Linked DNA regions of Homo sapiens: region 2 is linked to region 1. The links are chromatin loops, found by intact Hi-C in ENCODE. Cell type or tissue: sigmoid colon. All regions are shown on one strand. Links, peaks and the distances in the headings refer to the core of each region. The heading gives the core; the rest is flanking DNA.

Region 1 (2,923 bases), core at 226-2,725:
TTTTAAGGTCTAGGTTGAGGATCAAATGTGATTATATTCGCCAACTCATCTTATACTAAACAGATGTTAGTTATTAATATTCTTTTGAGAGTCTGAAGGAAACAAGGATCCACAGACATAAGAATTGCAGTTACCAACCTGATCTCATTAAGGAACATAGATGTCTACATTTAAACACATTTTTTTAAGAATAATTTTTAAGTTGGATTCACTTCTAATTTATAGATAGAGTTTGGAAAATGTTTGGCCCAATAATATTAAATACTAACCAAATTTTGTTAGTATTTCCTATATTACTAATATAGGAATATAGTATAGTAATATAGTAATATTGGAAATATAGTAATATAGGTGATAGTAATATAGGAAATAACATGAAGATGAATTTTAATTACCAATTCTTTCCTTTAATTCATCAAAAAGATGTTAATTATAATAGCTACCACTTCTCAAGTGCTTACTGTGTTCCAAGCTCTGTTCTGATTTATGAGTATTATCTCATTAAATCATATAATAACTCTATGAGGTATCATCTCCACTTTACTGATAAAGAAACTGAAGAAAAGCAATAGAGCCAGGGTTAGAACAAAAGCATCAGATCCTGGAGTCTGGATTCATGATAAATAGACTAGAAGACCTCTCCATTTGACTGTGCATGATACACTGAGGTCATCGTTAATCAGAGAAAGTTGGATTAAAAGCACTCTTAAGAGAGGATCTAGTCTATCCTCCCCTCAAGTGGAGAAATTAAGGCCTTCTACAACATCCCTAAAGACTGTCACTCAGACTTTGCCGGGCTGACATGTTCAAAATTCAGCTGCCATTCTACTTGGTCAGCCTCAGCCATCTCTGGGTAGTATCAAAACAAGATATATAGGTTTCCTGGCAACTGAAACAGTAACCTTGGCCTAACAGCCCCAGTCCCCAAATTTTATTTCTCTCAATACGCAAATACATATCTTTCCTTCCTTTTGCAAATACCTTCCTCTTGCCTTTCACAAGATAAAAAAAAAAAAATTAAAGCTTGTTTCCTAAGGCCAAAAATAAGTTAGCTTCAGAATTGGATATTCTTCTATCATTTTCATTTTCTTAAATTTCTACCCCCTCCATTTCTTAAACAAGTGAAGGTTGCATGTGTTTTTAGAAAGTAAATTAAAATCATGTTCCTTTCTCTTTATCTTTTTGGAAAATGTGAGCATCCTCTTTAAGAAAGACTATTTGTGAAGCCAGGGTCAAAGGTCTTTATTCTAAGTTCAACTCTCAGCTGGAGAACCGAGATCCCACTTCTCTGGGCTACGCCAAGGCAGCAGAAGGTGAGTGACAATGAAGTCAAGCATCAAGGACAAGAGAGGCACCTTATTCCACATGCTGTTTTTCTCACAGGTAAAGTGAGAAATCAAATCCTCTGCTCTCCCTGCAGCACTGTCCTCTCTGAACATGACATTAACTTCCACAAAAGAACCTTGTGGTAAAGGGGGTGATTAGCTAGATAGGCCTTAACAGCTGGGCTCCAGGAGATTGAAGCGAGGTGGAGGAGGGGCACTCTGAGGCACTGGGTCTTGTAGTTCTATCAACAGCAGCAGCAGCAGCAGATGAAAAGCTCCTAGAGGTGGGGGCAGGGGAGAGCCCAGATTGTAAACATCTCTTGCCTGTTGCCTAGAAGCAGTGGCAGCAAACAATCCAAAGACTGCTCCTAGATTTTCAAAATTTCCTTTATATGCAGGGCTCTGCTTCTTTTTAAAATATGCGGCCATTTTATAAGGTCATGAGCACACATGCGACGGGTGCATATATCATAATAATTTCCTAGCCACCATGTGTAATTGCGTACATAAAGTGGTCAATTATTGCTTAACAAAACCTTGTTAATGTCAGTACATTAATTCCGAGGCTTTTATAAACCTTTTAATGACTACCTTGTATTAGGTACTCATATTTGTGAGAATCAACAAAAACAAAAAAAAGATGCTTCTTTGTTTGTGGGGAAAACTTGATAATTCCTGAATGATAGGTTTCTGAAATAAGCTATGATGAAGGACAGGAGTAATGTATTATAAATTGGTTGAAAATGTGATAACAGTAATGTTATAGGCTGTCTTGGCAGAAATGAACTGCAAATATCACACACACACACACACACACACACACGCATGGACAGAGCAAGAAAAGGGCAGGGTAGTAACAGTGGAAGATTTTAATTATCTTGCCATAGCACAGGATTACATCAAGTGGAGGAAGTGAGGCTGGATCTGGTGCAAAGCTGATTTCTAATTTAATGTGTACATCACCCGAAAAGGGAGGAAAGAATGCTAGGTTTAGAATTAAATAATATTTAGGGTTCAAAGGAGAGTATAGGAAGCCGTGATTAAATCTCATTAAGCATATGATTTAATCCCAAATAGAAGCTAGAGGTGTTTAGAGACAAGAAGGAAGTGTAGGAAGACAAAATAAAATACAGCATATAATCATTAATTCAGAAAAAGACAAGCCACTGAATTAAGTTCAGGGTAAATAGCAGGGAAGTGGTTTTTATAAACACGGTATCACCCAAAACACCATTCCCACTAATAAGTGATAAATTTGTTTAGCATTTTACAAGACCAAAGTAGAAAAGTAAAGCTTCTAGAAAGATGTAGCACAGAAAAGCCTCCCCCTTCCTTTATCAGGATCCACAATTTTTAAAGGAATAGAAAATCAAATCCTCAATACTTGAAAGGGAACTCTAAAAAGGACCCAGGGGAGAAAAAGAGGTACCGAAATTACCAAATTGGAGGGCAAACTTCTTTTATACTGTAAAAGCATACAACCTAGCCAGGCATCCATAGGGCCATTAAGCGGATGAGTGGGAAGGCAGGGACGGATGAGGCTGCAGTAGTCGAAAGCCTGAATGAATTCTCTGCCTGCGTATTTTCCAATGAAGCTG
Region 2 (2,923 bases), core at 95-2,594, 96 kb before region 1:
GATATCATCACATTGAGTGGAGGGAAAATTTTCAACCTTTTAGTCTTTTGACCTTGTTCCAAATAAATAAATAATTTAACGTCCCTTTTTTAGAGTCTTAGAGTGGTGTTTCCAAACACAAGCTTTCCTTGCTTTTCTGATTGCCATCACCATCCCTCTTCCTACCTCAAGGTTTAATACCACCAGAAACTGTAGAAAATGATTATGCCCAGTATCCAGGTCATTATTGTTTAATCAATGCATCTCTGGAGCATGAAAAAGGTATCTAAGCCACAGCTATTGTTTGGATTTTATTTAAAAACAAAATAAAACACACACAAATAACTATAGTTCTATGCCAAAGCTAAATTAGAGATCCATACTTCATGATCCTGTTTTGCCTTTAAACAATGTGACTTTACATGCCTAATACTGTATGTCTGGTCTACCAGAGACATAGAGATCAAAGGTCATATTTAACATTCAGGAGGAGGGGCGGGTGCAGACTAATTAATAAATTAATACAGCGACGCTTTTTCTTGCTGGAGTCCAGCATTAATAATCTACTTTCACAATCCCAACGGACAGCAAACATTTAAGAGAAAAAAAAGCCAGAGAAAGAGAAAGAACAATCACTTACCAGTCTCTTTTTATTTGGGGAGCCTTAGAATTTGCAGACGCTGCCAGTCTGCCTTTAATTAGTTGCACATCACCCCCTAACACAAAGAAACACAAATCCAGATGTGTCTTGGCAGCTCCCAATTACAACTTTAATACTTGTAAACAAACTGTTGGGGGGGGGGGGGTAAATAAATATGCGGATCAAAAAAAATACCTGTAAATGGCTTTTTTTTCTTGTTGCAGAGAGAAGGAGGAGGAGATGGTGTTAGTGGTGGGGGTGGAAGGAGGAGGAGGTGGGGGGAGAGGAAAGAGTCGAGTGTGAGTGTATGTGTGAGAGCGCGGGTCTGTTGTCGGTGGTCTCTCCTCTCCCAGCGCGTTGCTCTCCGTCCGTCTCCAGTCGCTGTGTGCGAGGGAGGGAGGGAGCCGGGGAGTCTCTCCTCTCTCTCTCCCCTCTCTCTCTCTCTCTCTCTTCCCCTCTCTCTCACCCTCCCCCCTTCTCTCTCTGTTTGTGTGTGTGCGAGTGTGCGGTTGCTGGGGGAGGGGAGCCACAGAGAAAGGCGAGGGAGGAGGTGTGGAGGCTGGGGGCGGGGGCGCGGGGGTGGGGGTGATTGGCGCCGAGGTGAGGAGGACGCAGGGACGTGGACACCTACTGATGATTGGCTGCAAATTACACGGGGAACAAGAGGCGCACGCGGGCCAGCGCTCCTTTTCACAAATCCTCTCCTCGGCAGAGGAGCCACGTTTTCCCTGCTCGCCTGCGGATCGCCCTCCCTCCTCGCGCCCGGCTCTCCGGCTCAGCCCAGCACACAGGGCTGTTGATTATTTTCTTTTGCTCTCGGAGATAATTGTTTGGAAGGGTTGGAAAGAGGGCGTTTCCGCCACTCTGCGTGTGGGGTGTGTGTGTGCGTGCGTGTGCGGGTGTGTGTGTAAATAAACTTGTCTGGGATTTCTGGCTGGGTTGAGAAGAGCAATACAAGAAACAGAGAAAAGGTCATGTTTGTTTGAAGAATGCTCTTAGTTCGTACCCAATGGCATGGTTTTAAATAAATTTCCTGGTGTACCCAGGAAGACTTTAAAAAAAAATACCATTTAGATCTTTAAAGTAAGGGAAAACGGACCGGTGTGGTTCTTCAGACCCTCGAAGTACTATTATGCCAGAATGTAAAAAATCGGTGATATGATGCTTGGCCAATTTCAAAATCCATCTCAATCTCTGTCTCTCTTCTCTACTCTTCTCTCTCTCCTCCCAAAATCCTCTTTTACTATTCCATCTGGTAGTTCCAAAGAATAAATCAGATTTTTAACTCACTGCCCTATTTTTTAATTTCAAACTTTACTTAAACAAAAACTTTTGTCTTTCAGTCTATTTTAGAATAGTATGTAATTAACATTTCACTTCTTGCCACTTGGGAAAACATAGTTTATGAATTGAAACATAAATATTGTACGGCACGTCAAATATAAATAAAACTCGTTCATAAATGCAGCTGTAAATTAACCTCTTCACTGCTGCCTCAAATAAAATATTTGTGGACACATGCTATCCTACTATTAAAGTATACTCTAGTGGAAATAGTTATAAGATACAGAATTATGAATACTTTTGAATAATTTTTTTTCTAAGAGCAAAACAGTGGCTAAGGTAAGTTATAGAGTAGGAAAGAAAAAACTTAAGATTATTTAAATTGGTGTTATCAAGCAGAGTACAAGTTTTGTATTAAAATTAAGTGTTTATTCTAGAGTAATGCAATATTAATTGTTCAGATAAGTGAGGAAAATATAATGTTTTGTTTCTTTAATAAGAAAAAAAAGCTGAAAAGACATTTTAAACCATTTTGTATTTGAATTTTCAAAAGATAGACTTTGACCATATCAAGACATTACCAACTATGGAGGATAAATTGTTGATAACAAGTTTGAAACTGTGGTGTGTGTATGCCTAAATGAAGGTGTTATTTCAAGAGTGGGCTACTATTGCAATAGGAAACAGGTGTATTTTGTGACTCATTGATTAATATACATGTTTTGTAATTTTTTTAAAGCATAAGCTGTTTGATTATTACCGGTTATTTGACATCTATAGACAAAATAACTGGAGGGTTAATAATTATTCAAGTTAATAAGATATTTTTATTCTTGTGCTAATGCATTATAAAAGCAAAAAAGGAAATTTTCCATTTGATTATTTTGTTTTAGCTCAGCTTCATAGGAAATTTATCAGGAAAATGTGGTCACTTTTTAATGAGTGAAAACATGCTAGAAAAATGATAGATTCTTAAACATCTTTTCACAATATTTAAAATATCAGTCCAATGTTAGAAAT

Evidence for each region. Peaks named below come from ENCODE experiments on the same cell type or tissue, not always from the same donor. Only the 100,000 strongest peaks of a DNase experiment are listed, where the experiment ranks them.
Region 2: a loop joins it to region 1, with 2.8 times the contacts of the local background. A loop is called at or near these places in 3 of 110 quality-filtered maps.

What each region holds. Positions count from the first base shown.
Region 1 is chr4:104,590,231-104,593,153 of GRCh38, forward strand. The region is part of intron 1 of CXXC4-AS1 (CXXC4 antisense RNA 1); the gene reads left to right. The region is part of intron 1 of LOC124900745 (a long non-coding RNA gene); the gene reads right to left. Among named protein-coding and RNA genes, the nearest start is that of CXXC4, 97 kb to the left of the region's middle. RefSeq lists enhancers at 1,208-1,789, 1,547-1,606. In sigmoid colon, for the core only: no CTCF peak of the experiment used is centred there; a DNase peak (open chromatin) is centred at 1,601; H3K4me3 peaks cover 471 bases; H3K27ac peaks cover 251 bases.
Region 2 is chr4:104,493,887-104,496,809 of GRCh38, forward strand. It overlaps CXXC4 (CXXC finger protein 4), which reads right to left and starts at 1,008. Exons shown (of 3, transcript NM_025212.4): 1 at 815-1,008. The region is part of intron 1 of CXXC4-AS1 (CXXC4 antisense RNA 1); the gene reads left to right. In sigmoid colon, for the core only: no CTCF peak of the experiment used is centred there; a DNase peak (open chromatin) is centred at 1,215; H3K4me3 peaks cover 2,067 bases; H3K27ac peaks cover 829 bases.